2 separate regions of the Mus musculus genome follow, and region 2 is linked to region 1. The links are chromatin loops, found by intact Hi-C in ENCODE. Cell type or tissue: heart. All regions are shown on one strand. Each heading gives the region's core, and the rest is flanking DNA. Links, peaks and the distances in the headings are about the cores only.

Region 1 (11,518 bases), core at 1,951-9,950:
CACATGCACTGTGTGTGCACGTGTACTATGTGTCCAAAAGCACTGTGTGTGTACATGCACTGTGTATGCACACTCACTGTGTGTGCACATGAACTGTGTGCACACCAACTGTGTATGCACATGTACTGTATGCACACCCACTGTGTATGCACATGTACTGTATACACACCCACTGTGTATGCACATGTACTGTATGCACACCCACTGTGTGTTCACATGCACTGTGTGTCCAAATGCACTGTGTGCACATGCACTGTGTATGCACACCCACTGTGTGTGCACATGTACTGTGCATGCATATGCACTATGTGTACATGCACTGTGTATGCACACCCACTGTGTGTACACATGCACTGTGTGTGCACACGTACTGTATATGCTCATGCACGGCAGAGGCCCAGTAGCACTGAGTCATCTGGCTGACAGTTTTGGAGTTTGTTTTATTTTGTTCATTGCTTTTATCAATTATCTTTCCTTTTTCAGTGGTTTAACTATAATAGACATGCATGTGAAGTTTTTGTGTTGGAAAATAAATCTAAAATATTTGCATTAGCTTACAAAAATAGATTTTCATCTTGGCATTTTTCCCACATCCTCCTTTGGGCCCTTCTACCCCCCATCTATCTGCTTTCATGGACAGCTTTTTGCCCCCACCACCACCACCACCACTTTACCAACACCTCTCACTCCCCGTCCTGGACTCCTATCTAGTTTCCCAGTCTGTACCAACTTGTATAACCTCCCACTTACACACATTAAATACATAAGAGTTAGTATCTGCATATAAAAGATTTTTTTTCCTTTTTGAGACTAGGGCCCATCACTTAATATAATACTTTCCAGATCCATTTATTTCCCTGTGAGTTTCAATATTCTTAACAGCTGAATACAATTCCATTGTGCACACATGTCAGGTTTTCATTATCCATTCATCTGTGGATAGGCGTCTAGGCTGTGTCCATTTCCTCCCCATGGTGGATAGACCATCTATAAACATGGATGAGCAAGTATCTCTGTGTAGTACACAGAGTCCTTTGGGAATGTGCCCAGGCGTGGTATAGCCGTGCCATATGGGAATTCTATTTTTAACTTTTGGAGAAGCTTCCACACTGATTTCCATAGTGGCTGCGCTGTATGCACGCCCAGCAGCAGTGGGTAAGGGGCCCTGCCCAGCAGCAGTGGGTAAGGGGCCCTGCCCAGCAGCAGTGGGTAAGGGGCCCTGCCCAGCAGCAGTGGGTAAGGGGCCCTGCCCAGCAGCAGTGGGTAAGGGGCCCTGCCCAGCAGCAGTGGGTAAGGGGCCCTGCCCAGCAGCAGTGGGTAAGGGGCCCTGCCCAGCAGCAGTGGGTAAGGGGCCCTGCCCAGCAGCAGTGGGTAAGGGGCCCTGCCCAGCAGCAGTGGGTAAGGGGCCCTGCCCAGCAGCAGTGGGTAAGGGGCCCCTTTCCCCACATCTCAACAGCACTTGTGTTCCATGCTGGCAATTCTCATCGCAAGCCATTCTGACTCCGGTGAGATGTTGTCTCGGGTAGTTTTGGTTATGGTTGTGATTTTGTTTGCACTTATGGTTTGGGGGTGACAAGCTCCTCAAATCTGTATATTTGATCATTCACAAACTGTAGAAAATCCTGTCCCTGTAGCTCTTTGCCAACAGAATTCTCTGTCATTCCTTCCCTGCCCCTCCCTCCAGGATCCTGGTGCTATGATTGTTAGATATTTGAGTGTGTCCTGTGTAACCTCTGGGCTGTGATCACTTGGGCTTCTTTTTCTCTCTCTGTGCTTTAGTTTCCATGTCATCCTCAGATTGCATCAAGCCTCTACACAACTGTGCTCAGTCTCCCATTAAACTGACCTAATGCAACCTTGATTTTAGTTACAATTTTTAATTTTTATATATTTTGAACCCTTTTGTATATTTCACTTTCCTCCGTGTATTAATCATCCGTGTGGATAGTTAGAGTCGTTGTTGCATGGCACAGTGTGCTTGCAGATTTCCATGGGCAGATGTGATCGCTGCCCAGATTGTAGTACATGTCTGACACTGTTTCTCACTTGGTTCTCTCTTGTCCTCCTGTCTCAGCCAGACCTACTGCCCCAACTGCTAACACACTATCAGCTAGTTTTATTATTTAAGATTTTATTTTATGTTAACTTCATGTGCTTGGTAGGGTATACATATATATTATATGTTATATTACACATTACACATTATATATACATATATACACACACACCTGTATACACACACACATATACATATACACATACACATATACATACACACACACACACACACACACACACACACACACACACACACACATATATATGGAAGCCAAAAGAGGATGTCAGATTCCCTAGAGTTATAGGTGGTTGTTAGGTGGATGTGCGTGCAGGGGATTGAATTTGGTTCCTCTGTGGGCTAAGTGGGATTGTACCTGAAACCTCCTCACATCTAGAGGAAGGCTGGTTAAGTGCTGTGATCCCCTCCCCCGGAGGTCCATACAGCCATCATTATCTCCAGCAGCTGGCACATCATGTGTGAGTGCTCAGAAGCTCAGAGCTTCTTTTATCCACAGAGACCTAAGCCTGGAGCCTAGAGAAAGATGAGCTATAAGGACTTGGATGGTTTCCGAATCCTGAAGGCTCTACCCACTCCCAGTTTCTCACTCACTGAACCCTTAGCTCTGGCCTGTTCTAATCCATTGTTCAGCAATCCCTGGGGCCAGTGGTACAGCACACCTGCTTTGTCACTAACTGGGAGGTCTCATTGTGTATTAGCCTAGCAGCTCTGACCTTTATTCTATTCTAGGAATTGGTTCTTGTCCCACTCTCGGGCCTTGGACCTCAATGCATGAAATCTGGTCTGTGTTCTTTCTGGGTCCTCAGCCAGAAGTCTCTGGTGTGCCATGCTTCCGACACACCTGATCAAGCATGCAGATCTGCTACTTGGAAAGGCGTCAGCTCATTCATACCTCAGTATACAAGCTCTGTCTCCTGCCTCTTAGCCCGGCCGGTGGGTTTAGTTTCACACCCACACACCCACACACCCACACACCATCGTCTGACCTGGCTCGGTCATCAGCTCTCACTTGTTCCCTTTGCACCGTGGGCTAGGTGCTCGTCTCTGCGCTCCCACACAGTCCTCTCTCCCTGACACCCTTTCCTCCGTGATTGGGAGGTATATCCGTGGATGCTCCGTCAGTCCCCTACCCCATCCCCAGTGAACTGGGAGAACTTGCTTTTGCTGCTCAGTCGTCCTGCTTTTAAAAGACTGTTCACCACAGCTTTATTTCAGGGCTCAAGGGATGGGGTAGGCAGGCGTGGGGTGGGTTGTGGGGTGGGGTAGGGTGGCGTGGGGTGGGGGGACAGCCTAAATGAGATATCCATCCCGAGCAATGGCCTGAAAGCTCAGGAATTTAATGATGAAGCCCAGACGTGAGAAGGATTTCTGTATGGAAACAGGGTAGCTATAGCTACACTCTTATGAAATGCCCTCTGCCCACCTTCCCTGAGGTCTGTGGTAAACAAAAATGAGAGAAAAAGACAGTGCCAGGGCAGGATCCAGACAGCCAAGGTGGAGGGACTTCTGATCTTCAAGGCCCCTCTCCTTACTCCGTTCACTCCCTACAGCCAGTGAAAGACGCCTTCAGTAGCATATAGTATGTTCTCTGCCCTGGGACTCTTGAAAGCCACCTGGGCTTTGATAACGCTAGATAGGAGTCTGGCCTCTCCTTAAACGGGTGGTGGCTAGAAGGCCAATGGCAAACAGCCTTAGGCAGAATCTCAGGTTTGCAAGATACAGAGCTTTGAAGTTCCCTGAGGCCAGGGGTGTGGAGAAGCACTCAAAATAGCAGGCAGTCCCGTATAAGTAAAGCTACAAGTAAAGCTAGGTCCAAGACTTCAAGGCTCATTTGCAAAAGAATGTCCTCAAAAATGATAGAGAGAGAGAGAGAGAGAGAGAGAGAGAGAGAGAAGCTTTGAGATGTAGAACAAAAGGCCACTTCACTCCCAACTAGGGAAGCAATTATCTGAAAGACACACAATTACAAGTGTTGGCAAGAACAAGAATGGAAACAAAGGCTGTGTCTAAAGTCTTGGCCTCCCTACCTGGGAAGGGAGGCAGAAGTTGAGGTCCCCTAGGCTTGTAGCTCTACCTACTCAGCCGTTCAAGGCCAATGAGACTCCTCAAAAGAAACAACAACAACAACCACACCCCAACCAAAGATCAAAATAAAGCAAAATGGTGACAGGCACCCGAAAGGTAACACCCACTGTTGTCCTGTCCTCACAACTGTACGCATGCACAGGTGCATGCTTATGTCCCCGCACACACGTGAGTGGTGCCAGTGTAACATGCTATGGCTGCGTTGGAAACAGATATATGCCCCCGAAAGAGTTCCCCAGTCAACCCGGCAATTCCGCTGGAGGTGTATGTATCCAAGAGGAATCACAGTATTTACATAAAGACTTTTAACACTAGCACTTTATTCACACCGAGAGAAAGGGGGAAAGTAGGTAAGCATCGACTGAGGAAAGGCTAAACAAATGCTTCCTATACACACAGTGGGAGATGAGTCTGGCCGAGGTGTGGCTACGCGGAACCACGTGCATCCAGTCTGCACACACCGTGGAAGAAGCCAGTCACAGAGACCACATGTTGTATGACTCCATTTATATAGAATGTTCTGAATAGGCAAATCCACCGAGGCTGAAATGCAGATTAGAGGGTTCCAGAGCCTGGGAGGGGGGAAGAATGGGGAGAGGTTACCCACAGAGGTTTTTTCTTTTAATTTATTGGGGAAAGGAGTAGTGACCCGAATGTTCTGGAATTAGATAAATAACTATGGTCGCACAACTTTGTTATACCAAAACCCCACTGAAACGTACGCCTTTAAAAGCATATACTCAGCGTTATGTGATCATATCTCAAGTCTTGTAAAAGGGAAAGCCGGGGATAGGGAGTAGGGAATGACTCCAACCCAATGGAAGAGCTAAATGGTGTGCGAACGTCGCCGCCGCCTCCTATCCAGGTCGCTGGCTAATTCTCAAGAACTTTGAGGCCTGAATCTGGCACCTAGCTAAAGCAAGCAGCAGGCCCTCGGAATCTTGGGGTCCTCGGGACGTGGTTGAAGCGACGGGACTCTTCTAAGGACTGGGGAGGCGTCCGCAGGTCCCGAAGTTGGCAGCCCGAAGAGTTAAAGATTGAACCTACAGCTCTTTTAAAGCCGCCCGGGGCCAATTCCCCTTAGGTGTCCTAGGCTTATCGGCGGCTCACAGACTGCAGATCCGTGTGGTGAGTGAGTGGAGGCGAGGGGACCCTTGCCCGGTGCCAGCTGTCCCAATGCCCACAGTGGTGCCGTTTGGGGGTCGTCGCAGCCACTCGGAAGGCTCCCGAGGCGCGGGGTGCGCGGTCGCTTTAAGGCGTCAGCGGGGCGGGGACGGCGGCGGCCGGGCTGGCTGGCGCGGAGCCGTCAGTCGGCGGCGCGGGGCCCGGCGGGCGCGGCGCTCCCTCCTCCCGGTGCGAGCGAGGAGGCGGTGGCCCAGGGCGGGAGCCCAGCCCCGGCGGGAGCGCGCGGCGAGCCGCCCGGCAACCCTGAGGGGAGGAGGCCGCCGGGCGCTTTGTTCCGTTCCGGGGCTGGAGGTGTGGCCGGTTCCGCGTTCGCCGGGCTGCGCTGCGCTGCACCCGGCTGCACCCGGGCAGCGGGCTCCGGCTGTGCGTGGCCTCTGCCCCCTACCACCGGCTCTGGCTTAACGGTGTGCAGCGGAGAAGTCGCTCACCACTCCGACCCAAGTGGGAAGGGCCTAGCCGCCGCTTAGACAGACTCCTTTGATTGTAGTCATCCTGGGGTTCCTCGGCTGCCCGGGTAAGGACTCGGCAGGGAGGTGGGCGGCGGGGTCGGGTAGGGGCTCTCCTGGCTTAAAATGGCGTAAATCAGGTTAAAGATCTACGGAGAGGTGGTACATTCATGTGGATAATACAAAACCGCTTTCTTCATAAACAACTCTTCACTGCGTCCTGGGTTCGGGTTGCTGGGCTGGCTCTCTGGTCACCACTGGGGCCTGCGCTCGTTAAACTGATGCGGCCCGGTGCCCATCATGTGTCAGGCTCCATGCCAAATCCTGTTCTGCTTGGAAAGCAGGGCACAAACTGAATGACAGTCTAGTGTGGTCAGTGGGAGAGCTCAAGTGCCCCTACGCCAGGGTTAGGTCAGAGAGACGACTGTTCAGAAGAGCAGAGTGGGCCCTTGACATTACGGTAGAACCCCCTGCAAAGCTGAGGTGCCTTGGGGACGGAGTGCAGTCTGGAGAATAGGACAAAGACCGTGTCACCTGAACTCTGACCTGAGCGCTGGGGCAGCTCCTGATGGTGGGGAACCTTCTTGGGCTACAATGGTGTTTTTGATTCTCTGGACCAAATTATAGAGACTGACTGATGACGCTCAAAACTGTGGCCTCCAGAGGTCTGGCTGGCCGAGGAGTGAGCGGAGAATGCTTAAAGCAAAGCTTACAAAGCCCTGGTACTTGATGGGAATTTGCCTATCTTCAGACAGGACGCCTCCAGAAAGATGGGAGAAGTGGGACGTTAACCTACCCAGGACTGTGCCTATGCCTGTGCTTTTGACCCCGTGTCTGTTCTGGCCTGTTGTGAGTGAGGCTCTAAGATGCTGACGTTTAAGGCTTGTGCAGCCTGCACTGTACATTCCTAGTGTACCAGTCCGCACGTCCTGCAGTGGTGGGTTGAAGTGTGGGGTGGCAGCTATGTATATTAACAACTGACGCATGTAAGGGCTCAGCTGTGAACAAAGCACTTTCACTGAAGCAGTTCGTAGACTTTCTCCTGCCCCTTTTCCCAGAGAAGAAATCTGAGCTGCTAACATTCCGTAAACCTTCTTATTTCCTGTAAATTGCATGTCCCTGCTGACTGGGGCTGAAAATGTTTCAGGCCGTGGTGTTTCTTCGGGGATGTGTGTGTGTGTGTGTGTGTGTGTGTGTGTGTGTGTGTGTGTGTGTGCTCATAGTACCCTGCAGGCAGTTAGCCTCGCCGACTGCGTTTCATGGCATGGTTTGGCCTTTCTCTGGCCCGGTGGGAGGTGTGGGGGCTCTGTTGCAGTGGGTTTCAAGGTTGGTCTCTTTGTAGTGGGAGGTTAAGCAAGTCCAATGTTCTGGTGGAAACTGCCACCCCCAGATGTGACCTTGACATTTCCTTATGGAGAGGAAAGGCCCTCTGGGGAGGCAGGTGACTGACTACCCTCTAGAGCAGTGGGCCTTGCTCCTGTCTAAAGCAATTTCCATAGCCGTGGCTGGCCTGCAACCTACTGTGTTCTCTGGTCTGCCACTCACAGAGATCTTCTGACCTCTGCCTCCTGAGTGCTGGGATTAAAGATACATACCACTCGCCTTGGCTGCATTTATAAGATTTGGGGGAGGTGAGTGACAAATGGAACTTTTATTACTAGTTTTAGGCCCAGATGTTTCATACTGTTTGTATACAGTGACAAGTCACTTCCCCCCTGAGGTTGGTCCCTGAGCTCCAGGGATCATCATCCAGAACCAGGGAGGATATTAATGAATTGAGTCCTTTAAGTGACAGGTCCTAACATCATGTGTTTACCAGTCTCCTGGATCGACTCAGTTCTCAGGAAATTGTGATCTCTATCCTGTATTGGACACATGTTGTTGTTGTAATCTTGTCTACCACTGAGAGGCCCCAGTCAGTGCACCTCCCTGGAAGGACCTGAAAACATACTGCTCCTGGGTATTGTGTTGTTTGTGCAAGCCGGGCTAAGTGGGAACTGGGTTCTTGTGCAAAGCTGTAATGCTCACTAGTATCTAGAGGGTCTGAGTGCAGGCATAAGCCGGCTATGAGCTATCAGCACCTTTCTAGAGAGATGGGGAAAATGGAGGAGTTGGCTATGAGCATCTTGCAATCTGGAGCACCTACCAGGTGCCCATGATACAGATGCTGAGCTGAGCGCTTTGTCAATAGACTCTGAAGCCTTACCCTTAGAATTTAATATGATGCTTCCAGGCCGGCCCTGTGGTCCAAATCTGCAGGGATGCAAGTAACAAAACACAAATAACAATAGGCTAGACGCGGCTCAGATCTCCCAAAGACACTCTCGGCTCTTGGAGATCATTGTACCCTTCCAGCTACTTATTGTGTGGGGTAGACGGTCAAGAAGGATGAGGCTTGGAGTTTAGACTCATGATTTGCATGACCTCGAGAAGCTACTCTTTATGTGTACGAGAAGTTAGTAGAGAACATTGTTTGATGTGCAGAGTTGAGCGTGCATGTTGGTAATTTCTCTTGTCACTGTGGCGGGAGGCCTGGAAAAAGAGACTTAAGGAAGAGCTCATGATGACCAACAGTTTGAGAGTACAGCCCCTCCTGACAGAGAAGGCATAGTGATGAGACAGATGGCTGGTCATGCTGCACCCATAGATAGAGAGTAGGAGAGATGAGTGCTGGCTTTGACTTGCTTCCTGTTTATTTAGTTCAGAGGTACCAGCCCGTTGGTGATGCTTGTATTCCCTCCTGCATTAAACATCTCTAGAAACACCTTCACAGACGTGCCCGGGAGTTAGATTCTTAGATGATTTTAAATTTTGTCAAGCAAAGACAAGATTAGCAGTCATAGCATATGACTGGGGGCAGTTACAAATCTCTGAAAATGAGCCACGGGTTGGCCATCCCTGGTCTAATGCCCGTTGTTCCAGAAATGGTTTTTGGAGACTTGTTGTGTAGCTCTTTGTCACAGCTGGGCACTTTTCATCTTTAGAGCATCCTGAAGGGACAGAGACAGAATCCAGAATCTACAGTGACTGGGATACTGTCTTCCCTGGGAGCGTCTGAGACAGGAGCTGTGTTGTTGATGCAAAGCCAAGGGCCAGGCTGGAGTCCATACTAGCTGCTATGCAGCCCATAGTGGAGGTCCTTGACAATGTCCCCTCACTGGCTCTGCTTGGCCTGTCTTCCAAACCTCCATACTCCTCCTTTGTAGCGGCTTGTGTGGTCCAAGATAGTTTTCTCTAGGCTGTTCTTTCATGGGAGTCATGAAACAACCCTGTGAATTTAGCCTGTTCTTTTTCTTTAATATGCCCGGCAGCTTCGTTAGATGGACTTGGGGATGGCCAGATGGCCAAATGAAAGTCTGGGTCTCCCCAGCTGCTAAGGTGAGAGAGTGAGTCTCAGAAGGGACTGGAGAGCCCTTCTGCCTGGAGAGCCTGGCATCAGGCTACCTCCCAATGGATGAAAGCCATGATTTATATTTTGATTGTTCTGTTAGTGAGATTTTGGAGACCACCAAGAATGGAACTGATTCTGTAGCAAGGAGTGGTGGGCTATAATGAGCAGCTAGGAAGCTCTAAGCTCAGTCCCGGTCCTCTGAGATCTTGCGCCGTGCAGGCCTAGGCTCTGTCTGTGGCTTTTCTGCCCAGGGTTGTCATGGGGATTAGATGAAATACACAGATGAAGTATGCTGGGAGACCAGAAAGGCCAGGAGAAAAAGAGCAGAATCAGTGTTGTGGTTATCTCAGATAACAGAATCGTGACCCAGCAGGCCCCTCCAGCACATTTAATGTAGAGTCACACTCACACTCAGCAGAACAGTTCCTCATCATAATGGGAGAGTTCATTTACAGTGTGGCCCAGACAGATCTCCCATTTGAATAGTTAGGAGTTGTTACCATGCTTTACAAAAAAAAAAAAACAAAAAAAAAAACAAAAAAACAAAAAAAGAAAGAAAGAAAGAAAGAAACCAACATGCATGGTATCAGACTTGTTTATTTAAATGGCTATCTTGCTCAGATTAATGTTCCAGAAAAAATTAGAGACAGGTGTGGTAATGGAAGCCTGTAATCCCAGCACACGAGGTAGAAACAGAAAAAGCGGGCGTTGGCACAGTTATCCTAAGCTATACAGCAGATCTGAGGTCAGCTTTGGGCTACATGAGATTGACTCAGAGACTACAAAGAGGGCCAGTGGGAGGGCTCAGTAGGTAAAGGCGCTTGCTGCCAAGCTTGTTGGCCTGAGTTCAATCTCTGGGACCTGCAAGGTAAAAGTCACTCCTACAAATTGTCCTCTGCACCTACTCATAAACGAGCATGTAGATGAACAAATAAAATTTGATCAGAACGGAAAGGAAGGAAAAAAATTTTATTAGGGAAATAAAAGTCTAATTTTAAGGTTAAGATTATGAGTGGACAGATACGGCCTGAGTGTGAAGTTGCCTCCTGGGTAAAGGCTAGGAAGCACTCCACAGAGGAGTCCTTCATCTGTGATGACTTTTGCTTCAGCCTTGTAGAGACCGGGCACCTACTGCCCTTCAGGTTGGTCTGCTCCTCTGGGGAGTTTGCTAGTTGTTTCAAAGGTCTTTCCTTCCATCTCTTACCCTGCCCCACACAGACTGCTCAGTTATGTGTTTTATGGGATGAACAGGTTTTTCTTTCTTCGGCTTCTCCTCAGTGGCTTGGTTTAAAGACATCCTATCTGTATGTCTATCTATATATCCACCTACTGATCCATCTGTCCATCCATCTGTCTTTTTATCCATCCATCTGTCTGACTGTCATCCACCTGCCCACTCATCTACCTACCCATCTTCCCTTCAGCGACGACCTATGGACTTGCCCCGTTCAGTATATTCACTCTATATTCACCATCTCGGTGGTGGCACTCGGTCATGACAGTGTCGCTGGATCCTGTTAGCCTTCTGTGGTTGTGGAAACCAGGATCCAGAAAGGCTAAGCAGGTCTCCATCGTCATGAGCTTAGAGATGCAGGGCCAGGGAGGAGTCTGAGCATGCTCTATTTCAAGCTTATGATACTTATGCAGCATCTGCTGTTCCCTGAACTGGAGGACCGAACAACACACTCCCGCTTTGCTGGTGCTGTGAGGTCCGATTCTACATAATCAATGCCATGGGGCAAGGGCCTGTAGGGAGAGAGGTGGGGTACTTTTTTCATGAAAACACCGTAGGCAGCAGAAACTAGAGAGGTGAACCTGTGGCTGATTCATAAAGGGCAGGGAGGACTGACTGTCAGGAACCTTGGCTCCATTACTCAGCTGCCAATGAGCCCCTAAGCCACGTGCTCACTTTATTTGTTTTTAATTTTGAAAAAGAAAAATATAAAGGCTAATGCAATGAACACTCCTAAACCATGACTCAGAATGAACGGGTATGACTATTTTATCTGCACATGGTAGCACCGGACTTAAAGGGCCTGGTCATGTGACCTGGTGAGTTTGGGCCCAGCACGAGACTGTTGAAGGCTGAGGCTAGTTTCCACGTGTTAAACTTCTTTGTCTTCATGCCCAGGTAACCCACTGAAAAAGCTAGTGAGTCCCCCACTGAGGTGCTGATAGACACTGGGAAATAAGGCAAGTGTGCCTCGCTGGGCTTTGACTTTTCTCAAAGGTCTTTTTCAAGCCTGTCCATCTGTCTTCACTAACCACCTGCCTTGATCACTGGGTTTCGGAGCCTAATTCAGTCACCGGTGTTCTGAACGTCTGTAATTTAAA
Region 2 (11,518 bases), core at 1,358-9,357, 58 kb after region 1:
GTGTCACAGACATCAGCATTGTCATGGCCCTACGACTTGCTGACATGACCGGGGTCCTGTCACAAGTTTCTCAATCGGAATCTTCATCTCAACAAGAGCTCAGTGATTTGTGTGTATAATAACCTGAGCCATATTCAACCCAGGTTTGCTACCTCTGAGCCAAGCTCCCCATATCTATCTATTCAACCTATGTTGTATCTCATACCTGTGGGTGTCACCTCTTCGGAGGTCAATGACCCTTTCACAGGGGTTGCCAAAGACTATCAAGAAATACAGATATTTACACTATGATTCATAACAGTAGCAAAATCACAGTTGTGAGGTAGCAACAAAAATCATTGTATGGTTGGGGGTCACCACAATATGAGGCACTGTATTAAGAGTCACGGCATTGAGAACCGCTGCCTTAGAGGAAGGCTCAGCTGCAAACAGCTGTAAGAGTCTGACTAGCAACACCATACACTCAGAACTGTCCTCCGTAGGCACCGCGTGTGACCACCGATTATAGGTAGATTTTTGTTTGACGAGGCCTCCATGACTCTCTGATGCTTCCTAAAGTTTGAGAATCGCCAAGTCACCAAGTTTCCATCCTGCGGAGATACACAGCTGCAGAGATGTTTCATCTGCAAGGCAGCTGTGGTCCTATCAGAGGATGATACTCAGGTCATTCCTCTTTGCTTCCCGCATCTAATTAATAAGGGTTCCCCAACATCTGGAACCAAAGATCCCAGGAGAAAGGTTATTGATCGTCACTCCACAGAGTTGCAGGTGGGGTGGCTGACACCTTGAAATTCTATGCAAAATGACAGCTACCATGCCCTCTTCTGGGTTTGTGACAGTCACATTGTGGTAGCTTCTCACTGTGCCTGCCGCAGGTGCTGCTCCGTGTGGAGATGTAGCGGCCTCTCTAGCACATTCCTCTGATGCCAGGATCTTCTGCAGTTTCACAGCCACGGCTCTCACAGCCACGGAGAACAGGAAGAGGAAACGAAAGAAGCAAAGATCCAGCTACTCTAAAGAAGCGCTGACAAAATTGTTAACCAAGTAGACATGTCCCTGTGCTCCCTCCCACGACATCCTGCGGGAGGGAACAGGGTCAAGCTGCCTTTTTCCCAGTTCCCCCTACATGACCAAGTGTGTGACCCAAAGGACTCAACTACCTCCTTCCCCACTGTGGCAAACACCACTGTGATTTTATGTGAATGTGTGAGAGAGTGTGTGTGTGTGATTCTATGTGTGTGTATGTGAGTGTATGAGTATGTGTGTGTGTATGTGTGTATATGTATGTGTGATTGTTGTATACATGTGTAATTCTATGTATTATGTGAGTGTGTATGTGTGTGACTCTGTGTGTATGTGTACATGAGTGTGTGAGTGTATAAGTATGTGTGTGTGTATGTGAGTATGTATGTGTGTGAGTGTGTATGTGTATATATGTATGTGATTCTATGTATGTGTGTGTGTACATGAGTGTGTGAGTGTATGAGTATGTGTGTAAGTGTGTATGTGAGTGTGTATACGTGTGTGTATGTGGGTGTATATGTGTGTGAGTGTGTATGTGTGTGTAATTCTATGTTTGTATATGTGTGTGAGTGTATATGTGATTCTATGTGTGTGTGTGTGTGAGTGTGTATGTATGTGAGTGTGAATGTGTGTGTAATTCTATGTGTATACGTGAGTGTGTGTGAGTGTATGAGTATGTGTGTGAGTGTGTATATATGTGTGTGAGTGTGTATGTGTGTGTATATGTGTATTTGTGGTAGTGCTGAGAATTGAACCCAGGACCTGTTCATTCTAGGTAAGAATTCTACCAGTGACCTAGATTCCCAGGCCCACAGGCAACTCTTAATTTTCATTTAAGCAGGTCCCCTTCGAGGCTGGTCACATACGACAGTGATATTTCATTTGTCTATGTTTCTTGCATTTTCATGCCCTCAGGCCCAGAGAAGAAGCTGGTAGTACAGTGGTGATTTCTAATGTTTATAAACCAATACGGGCTGGTGAGATGGCTCAGTGGGTAAGAGCACTGACTGTTCTTCCGAAGGTCCTGAGTTCAAATCCTAGCAACCACATGGTGGCTCACAACCATCTGTAATGAGATCTGATGCCCTCTTCTGCTGTGTCTGAACACAGCTACAGTGTACTTACACATAATAATAAATAAGTCTTTTGGCCGGAGTGAGCAGAGGTCCTGAGTTCAATTCCGAGCAACCACATGATGGCTCACAATCAATCTGTACAGCTACCGTGTACTCATATACATAAAATAAATAAATCTAAAAATATAAAAAAAATAATTATAGATATCAGCCTTCATGCCTTAAAACCCAAACATCTCCATTCAAAGTGCTTTCTTTGTCCCTAGTCCCAGCTTGTAGCAGACCCAAGGTCACTGCAAATTTCAAATAACTTCCCAAGGTCATGGTGACCTCTGCATCCATTCCACAACCTGTCTTCTCAAGTTAACCCCTGTCTCAGTTTCTACAAAGAAAACTGACCCTCAAAACTACCCCTGAACTTTGCGGAAGACATATAGGCCCTAAGAGGGCCTCTCAAGTGACCTTTGCCGCCAGAACCTCTCCCATCTTAGTTCCTCCCCTCCCCCAACCCCCAACTCAATGCAGATGATTTTTAAAAGCCACATTCCACAATTTCTTCCTAAAGCCTGCAGTTTGCTTAGGCAGGGGATTTTAGGATGTTGGTTTGCCACTGGTCCAAGGGCAGGCCTTGGCCAACCATACCCGAGTGTTAAGAGTGAAAGTGTGCCGCCTGTTCTGGTAAACACCTTTAGTAACTATGAATTAGGTACAGGTCCTTAGGCCCTAGCAACTGTCCTCGTCCCCTGGGGTGGGGGTCGTTAGAACACAGGTTTAATTACTTATCAGTGTTAGTTTACTTTTTAAACAGGTTCCAGGTAATGGTATGCCACTTGTCTGATACCTCAGCAAATGCATAGGACACATTGAGAGTCCTAGCTTGCATGGCTGAGGACTTCCTGTAAGCCAGCCACTGTCCCGGTCTCTCACCCACCTCCGTTACTCATGACTGCCCTGTGGAGTAAGTGACACTGTGTTCTATAGAGAAAGAAACCGAGGCCAACAACGGGCAGAAATGGCAGCCTGCTCCTGCATCCAGTTCTGCTCCTGCAGCCTATGCTCTGTTCCCACCACCCTGCCACACTGAAGATGGAGCCAGCCCAGGCTGTCTCCCCACACCCATTCTCAATTTCACCCAGGTTTGAGGTTTTTTCAATGCGTGCCACACTCCCCCCCACCCCCATCCCAGTGACTCAGCACAGGATTGTGAGCTTCAGTGACAGTCTTTTTCCAGAGTCTGCACTAGGACATCACCCAGGGCAGCCCTTCCTCACCGTGGCCCTGGACCCCACCTCCAGTTCTGTCCCCCTCTTACTGCCCTTCCAACTGAGACTCTTCAGGCCAGTGGGCACAATGGGTGAGGTCCAGGGGCTGTAAGCTTGTTCTGGGCCTCAGGCATTCTGCCTAGAGAACCCCCCAGAGTCAGGAACCCTAGTGACTGTCATTGTTCTCTGGGGATGGGAGTAGTTAGAACATAGGCTTTAGGACTTGGCAGCTTTAATTTGCTTTTTAATAGATTCTGAGTAATAGTATACTGGGTCTTCTGAGAACCATGGATTAGCAAGTCCATGAGACACACGATGGGCTTTTGTTGTTTTTTTTGTTTGTTTTGTTTTGTTTTGTTTTGTTTTTGCCCCTAGTCAATCTCATGGCTTGTAGCAGACACCAGGTTGCTGCACATTTCAAATAGTTTCCCAAGACCACATGATCTCATGGTGACCTCTGCATCTGCCTCCTTTCTATAGCCTCACTACTCAAATGAACCCCTACCTCACTTTCCACAAAGAAAACCCACCCACATAACCACCTCTGAGCGTTGCTGAGGACTGGTAGGTCCTAAGATGGTGTCTCAGTTGACCTCTGCTCGGTCCTGTTCTTTTGCTCCAGCAAATGGAGCCCTGGATGCTAGGTGCTCTTATTTGTTAACAGAGCAGTTCCTCTCTCTCCTCTCAGCCCAGACTTTTGGTTCCCTCTCTGGTTCACAGCGTGTAGAGCAGCGTCCAGTGCACAGACTAGGTCCAGCTTGGCTGTGCTGCTGTCTGGTGATCTTAGCCAAGAGGTCCAACCTTCCCCATGTCTCAGCTTAATGTCAAACGTTAACTGAACTGATGTTAACAATATTTCTTCTTTCTTTTTTTAACAATACTTCTTAAAGCCTTAGACTATTATTAGATTTAAATGCTAGACTATTGTTAGGTTTGAATTTAGTATATGCTTTTGGAATGATGATTGACATACAGAAATTCTAAATGCCTGAGTCAGAACCCCGGGACCCAGGCAGCCTTTTGTTGCCCTCTGTTGTCTGGCTCCTGGCTCAGCTCTTCCCATCTCTCCTTGTCAATCAAAGTATATCAGAACCATATATGCCCGCCTACAACCTCAGGCGGGAGGGTCATGTGTCTGAGAGCAGCCTGCTATATAACACGTTGGGTTGGCATTTAGTCTAAGCTCTGCCCCACAGTTACCTGGACTCACTATAAAGGGGGCTGCTTGCCTCCTCCTCACTCTCTTGCTCTCCTGCCCTTGTTTCCTTAACCTCTTCCCCCTCTCTCCACATTCACCTCCCCTCCTCTCCACATGCTCATAGCTGGCCTCCTCTCTCTCTCTCTCTCTCTCTCTCTCTCTCTCTCTCTCAACTCCCCTCCTCATGCCCTGAATAAACCCTATTCTATACTGTATGGCTGGTCCTTCAGGGGGAACGGATGCCTCAGCATGGGCCCAAAGAGGAACCCCCTTCCCCCACACCATACTGCACCTCCTTACCAAACATATTCCTCTCTTCTTCTATCTTTTTACAAAACAGTCCAGGCCAGAGAGATGTCTCACTGGTGGAAGGTTCGCACTTCACAGGTATGAAGATGTAAAGCTGGATCGATGTAAGAAGTGGGGAGTGGAACTTACTACCTTCTGAGCCAATTTACCGTCATCTCGTCATCTCGGGAAGTTCAGCTGCAAGCTCCTTCAAAAGGGTTATCTCACCTGAGCGATCTACTACCTATTGTATGCAACTCTGCCTTAGTTGCTGGTGACCTCAGAGAAGCATTTGGGATATATAGGCACAGGAAGACCAAGGGGAAAGGGGCTCTAACTGGCTCCAGGAGCCTCTCTTCTCTGCTGGTAAAGTGACCAAGCCCGCTCAATCAACAAGTTCTCCAGCACAGTAGTGAGGATTAAAAAGAAAAAAAGACAGTTAGACAGCATTGTAGCATGACCCCAGTCAATCCTAAGACTGAAGGCAAATTTCATTTTCCCAATCCGCTTTTTATACCATTTTAATTACATGCAAGTATGAAGGGTGAACAGTACAATAGGGAACCAAAGAGACCATAGTCAAGGAACAAGCAAGACAATAAACACAAAGCCATGATCGCTCCAGTGAGGCTGTTTCTAAGGATGATCAAGATAGCAGAGCCTACTTCTCTGTTCTACCCTAAAACCAGATTCTTACTTCCCTGTCCTTGGCAATGTCAGATTCCTGCCTGAGCTTACTTCCTTGTCATGGCCAATGTCAGACTCCTGCCAAGTAAAGACTTTCCAAGTGTGGCCTATTGAAGGAAAACCCCGACGCCTTGGTAAGTAAGTGCTCACTTGTGCTCTGTAAGGAAGACCACCAGATGTACTGGTTTCCCAGAGTGAACTCTAATAGAACAGTACCTTGGTTTGTCTTTGGGACTTTAGGAGGAAGTACTTACTTAGATAGAGGCAGAGAGAGAGAGAGAGAGAGAGAGAGAGAGAGAGAGAGAGAGAGAGAATAGAGACCAACCATGAACACATGGAGAGAGAGGGGGGAAGGGAATGGGGAGAGATGGGGGAAGGGGCAAGAGGACAGCGGAGGCAGGAAGAAGACAAGAGTGAGAGAGAGGAGGGGGCAAACAGCCCCTTTTCATAGAGGGTCAGGCATACCTGGAGGTTGCCAGGTAACTGTGGGGCAGAGCTTAGACAAAATGCTAACAGTGGTGGTACACACTTTTTCGAGGCAGGGTTTCTCTGTGTAGCCCTGGCTATCCTAGAACTAGGTCTACAGACCAGGCTAGCCTCAAATTCACAGCGATCCACCTGCCTCTGCCTCCTGAGTGCTGGGATTAAAGGCACGCTCCACCATTGCCTGGGGGTGGTGCACACTTTTAATCCTAGTACTGGGGAAGCAGAGGTAGGTGGATCTCTGTGAGTACTAGACCAGGCTGGTCTTTGCAGTAAGTTCCAGGCAAGCCGGGGCTATACATAAGATCCTGTCTCAAAAAGTAAAATAAACAAAATAAAATAAGCCCAGTAAAATCTAGGTTTCAGCCTAAAATCTTCTACCCCCAAAATTCTATTCTCTCCTAGGAAATAGAAATGAGAGGTTGGTAAAGATGATCTTTGCATCTGTAAGCCAAAGTGTGTCAAGGTCCTAGGTGAATCACAGTTAGGGTATGGTTAAATAACAAAATACTACATCAGCATAACAAAGGCTGGTGCTGCCAGTGTGCCTATAGCCTTAAAAAAATCTTCATTTCCTGAAACCTCCCAGCTCTGGAGGTTACAACCTCTTTTGAAAGACCTGGGCACCCCTAGATGTCACAGGCCTGTTGGCGAAGATAGACTGGGGACTCTGACTCCATCACTTGCTAACCCCCTAGGTAGTATATGCTCACTACTATCTCTCTGTACTGATGACTTTATGGGCCAGGGGTCTTTTCCTCTGATGCTGGAATCATATGACTACTCACCGCTAGGGCTAATGTGGGGATCAAACGGCCTAATGCGTTCTAAGACCCTAGCAAAGTATCCTGACCACGTGCCGACGAAGCTTCTCCGCATGCAGTATTTGTTATTTCTACGATCACGATCATTATTAGTATCTCTACTTGACAGTCTTTCTGGCCGCTTAAGGAAGCCTGGCAAGCTGGGACAGTGCCTGTACTGACCACCAGAGGGCGCCATTGTAGAGCGAAAAAAAAACCCAAAATCCAAAAAACAAACAAACAAACCATGCCCTTTCTCCTTTCTGTGGGATTTCCTAACCTTCTAAACTTCAGGTACCAGAGAAATATACATTTTGAGTTCAAGTCCACCGTTTTCATGTGTCAAATGTTTGTCAAAACTCCAGACCAAATTCTCATCTAGACAACTGCTCGATCAGCCTTCTGGAGCTAAACTTAGCCACCCCAGGGTAGCCTGGCACTTCTGGACACTTTGTGCCTAATCAGCTTCAGTCCCTCACAGTTGACTTCATGTGCCTTCTGGAGACTTTTCATACAGTTCTACATTCTACATATGGAGAGAGCGTCTTCCTTGAATCCAGCCAGCTTCTTCAGTTAGAAAATCATCCACGGCCCGGTAGTGGTGGCGCACACCTAGCACTTGAGAGGCAGAGGCAGGCGGATTTCTCAGTTCGAGGCCAGCCTGGTCTACAGAGTGAGTTCCAGGACAGCCAAGAGTACACAGAGAAACCCTGTCTCGAAAAACCAAAATATATATATATATATATATATGTGTGTGTGTGTGTGTGTGTGTGTGTGTGTGTGTGAAAAACCCAATATATATATATATGTGTGTGTGTGTGTGTGTGTGTGTGTGTATAAAAGAAAGAAAGAAAGAAAGGAAGGAAGGAAGAAAGAAAATCATCCACAGCTCCAATTTCCCCTGACCTCCCGCTTTCCTGCACACTCTAAATCCACTATCCAAGAGTGTTTGGTGAGGGCCACTTCTGTGGATGGAGCTTCAGAGACAGCTTCCTAAGTCCATGTCTGGGTCAGTAGCCTTCGAAGTGTAGTCCTGGTACAAAGGGCACATTCTTGGGGACTTGTAAAACATGGACATTCTCCAGGCCCACTGCGTCTCAGTCTCTGGGGCGAGGCTGGAAGGCTAGGTGGGGAGAACTCGTGGGGTAGCATGGGGTCGTTGAGGATGTCCTGGCTTGCATACCTCCCCACTTTGGGAGCGGCAGGATCCCTCCCACAGACAGGTGAAGCTGCTCTTGTATTGCTTCAACCGTCCAACTTATATTCCAACCCCCCCTCCCATGTTGGTATGGAACACTGTTGTGGCTTTAGCCTTCATCCTTGATGAAAAGATGTCATGTTTTGTTATCGTTGCTTAGCGAAGAGCCCTGACTTATGACAGCCCACTATCAGATAATGTGATTCTGCTGTGATACTGTCTCCTTCAAGGCTGGTAGATGTTGCCCTGGGACCCAGAAGGGAGGGGAGAGAAGGCAGGCAGTATTTTCTTTGCCCTGTGAAGCCAGCCCTGTATAACAGCAAGCGAAAGGAGAAGGTGATGCTCTGGGAAGGAGAGGCGCAGACCTACTTCCTAGGAAGCTCACCATCAAATCTCCAGGTAGGCTCCTGCGGGAAGTGTGAAGGGTTCCACTCCCCACGCTCATCCCCAAGAAAGGTTTTACAGTGCTCAGAATTGTCCGTCAAATGCAGGCAGCACACGTACTAAGGGAGAAAGAGAGACCTAGTATCTGAGACTACGGCTCAATGGCCATCTGTTAATAAGACCGGAAGCTTCTGGAATACACTTTATTTTATTTTAGTTATGTCTGTGTGTGTGCCCATGTCCATATCAGTACTCATGTGTGCACGTCCATTCGGAGGCCAGAGGTTTTAGTGTCTTCCCCAATCATGCTTCCACTTTTTTTTTTTTTTTTTTTAAAGACAAGATCTTTCACTGAATCTAGAACTCTTCAGTCCAGCTACACTCGGCCAGCAAGTCTTGGGGAATCCTCCTGCCTCTGCCTCCCCAGCAGTAAGGTTCCGGTACAAGCTCCCACATCAGATATCTTACATCAGTGCTGGGGAATCCGAAGGGTGGTTCTTGTGCTTGCATGGCAAGAACTTCATCGACCAAGCTCTGCCCCCCAGCCTTTGATTCTTTTTTAAATTCAAATGCATGTGGATTAAACAGCAGCCCCCAATGGCTCACTTTCTTCTCGCCAAGATAGCATATGACAAAAACAAAACAAAACAAAACAAAACAAAACAAAAAAACGGGGAAGATTAATTTTGTTCACAGTTTCAAAGGTTTCAGGACGTGCTTGCCTGGCCCCATCTCTCTGGCCTGTAGCAAGGCAGCAATTCATGGCAGGGAGCATGTGCTGGAGGCTTGTCACCTCAGGGCAAACAGGAGGCAAAGGAGAGAAGGGTGCAGGGTAAGATACAGCCCCAAAGGACTTTCCCTCCAGCCAGTCAGCCTCCTCCTCCTCCTCTTCCTCTTCCTCCTCTGCCTCCTCCTCCTCCTCAACTGCCTAGATCCTCCCAACATAGCACACCATTCCAGAACCAAGTGTTCAACCCATCAGCCTATGGAGGATATTTTATAGGCAAACCATAACAGGCCCCAAACAGATATGTCTACACCCCAAGCTCTAGTAAATGCAACCTTATTTGGAAATAGGTCTTTGTAGAAGTGGTGAAGGATCTCATGGGTTTGTCTGAATTTCAAGGAGTCCAATGACTGGTGACCTTATGTGACATAGGAGAGGAAATTGGAGACCAAGGGTAGAGGGGTTTGTAAAGACAGGCAGATGTTGCAGTATCTACATGCCAAACATGTATCTACATTCCATGGAACCCCAAGGAGTTCTAGAGTGATTAGAAGCTAAGAAAGAGGTGGGGCCATACTGGAGCCTCAGAAGGGACTAGTCCTGGGGCTGGAGAGATGGATTGCTCAGTGGTTAGTGCTTGCTGCTCTCCCAGAGGACCTGATTTTGGTTTGAAGCATTCACATCATCTGGCTTACAACTCTGTAACTCCCCAGTTCCAGGGTTCCTGTGTCCTCTGCTAGTCTCCTTGGGCATATACAAACGCGACACATACTCACATGAGTATTCATATGTACATGCAAGTAATGATAACATCAAATTGTTTAAAGAAGAAAAGAAAAGAAAAAATTGTCCTCTCAACACCGGACTTTGCATTTCTGGGCTTGACAACTATGGGGGAAGTTAACAGTCGCTGCCTTCAGCCTCTCAGCTGAACTGCAGGATATGATCTAGGAAGCAGATGCTGATAACAGCACTGTGGGCTGCTCAGAATTTTTTTTACTATGATATCTAGATAAAAGATAGACAGACCAGAGATCCTTGACATTCCGATAGATAGATAAAAGAGAGAGAGAGAGAGTAGAGATGAGCTGAGGCTTCCATGTCTTCAGTGGTGTTGGAGACGGTTACAGCCATGCAGCGGAGCTACGCCACATGTTGACATGAGAGAACAAAGCTGAGAGAATATGAAATCTCCAGAGACACAGAAGTCGGCATGATGGGTGGTCAGCCCTGGAGAGCTTACACAGATGATGGTCATAAAATCAAGATCAACTTCCAAACAACTCCCGCCTCCAGAAGGGTGTGACTGAATCCTTTACATCACGATGGCATCAACAAGAAGGTCATGTATTTGTCCTGTTTCTAGTTAACAGAAGAGAATGTCAAGTTACCTTCTGCTTGTATTAGTCCTGCTATGAAAGCCTTCTTGGTTTCCTGATAGGCTTGCTTTGTCCTCAATGATAAGGAAGTTCCTAGAGGTCTCCTTAAGATTCTCTTTATGAATTCCAGCAACAGGGCTCAGTAGATGAAGTTGCGTGTGCTACAGCCTAAGACCCTGAGTTTGGTCCCCAGAATCCACAATGGAAGAACAGACCTGATTCCCAAACACTGTCCTCTGATCTCTGCACGCGCATTGCAGCATGCGCCTGCCTCCCCACATCGTGCACCCACACAACAATAATAAGTAAAACAGCTCTGAAAAGTCCCACTTGTTAACGATTAATAGCATGGGCTGGTCAAGTTTTTCATCCACGTAGCTTGGTGTTTAAGCATAGTCAAGTATCTGTATTGACTCTGACAGTTTGACAAACCCAAAACCTACTCAATGAGTGTGGGGCAACGGGCTATGCACAGACAGCCTGGTTTCCAGTTGAGGAGGCTAGATCTTGAACCCCGGGAGAACCTGATGGGTGGTAATTTCCACCTACATGGGATGGCAGGCCTTTGACCATGTCTTCTGGACCCCTGGCTCCTGTTGAAGTTACCACCTCCACAGCCCACACCGGAGAGGCATGGCTATCAGCCACCTAGGAACAATGCCAAGCCTTCCCACATGCAAATAAAGTTTTCCCCAAACTCTCAGTCCAAGCCAATGAGAGGTACCTGCTGTCAGACCCTGAATCACCCCCAGAAATGTATATAAATCCATCCAGGGAATTAAAGGTATGTGAGAACTATTCCTTCATCTGAGTCTTTTGTTCCAAGAGCTGTACATAACACTTGGGAAGAGATCTTCTCTCCCGAAGAGCCACCGAGGTCCCACCGCACTCCTCACTGGATTGTCAGCTTTTTGTTGGCCCAAAGGGACCGGACTCAGTTCAGAGTATCTCGGCTCAGAGTTACCAAGCAACCTGGAAAGCGTGGCAGAGACTTCGTCTTCTAAACTGCA

The links. Hi-C counts contacts between places; a loop is a spot of excess contacts. Peaks named below come from ENCODE experiments on the same cell type or tissue, not always from the same donor. Only the 100,000 strongest peaks of a DNase experiment are listed, where the experiment ranks them.
Region 2: a loop joins it to region 1, with 2.5 times the contacts of the local background. A loop is called at or near these places in 11 of 42 quality-filtered maps.

The regions. Positions count from the first base shown.
Region 1 is chr9:99,430,653-99,442,170 of GRCm38, reverse strand. It overlaps Mras (muscle and microspikes RAS), which reads left to right and starts at 5,459. Exons shown (of 6, transcript NM_008624.3): 1 at 5,459-5,861. In heart, for the core only: no CTCF peak of the experiment used is centred there; DNase peaks (open chromatin) are centred at 5,500 and 6,150; H3K4me3 peaks cover 2,593 bases; H3K27ac peaks cover 1,212 bases; H3K27me3 peaks cover 2,447 bases.
Region 2 is chr9:99,372,253-99,383,770 of GRCm38, reverse strand. No RefSeq gene overlaps it. Among named protein-coding and RNA genes, the nearest start is that of Esyt3, 19 kb to the right of the region's middle. In heart, for the core only: no CTCF peak of the experiment used is centred there; no DNase peak of the experiment used is centred there; H3K27me3 peaks cover 320 bases.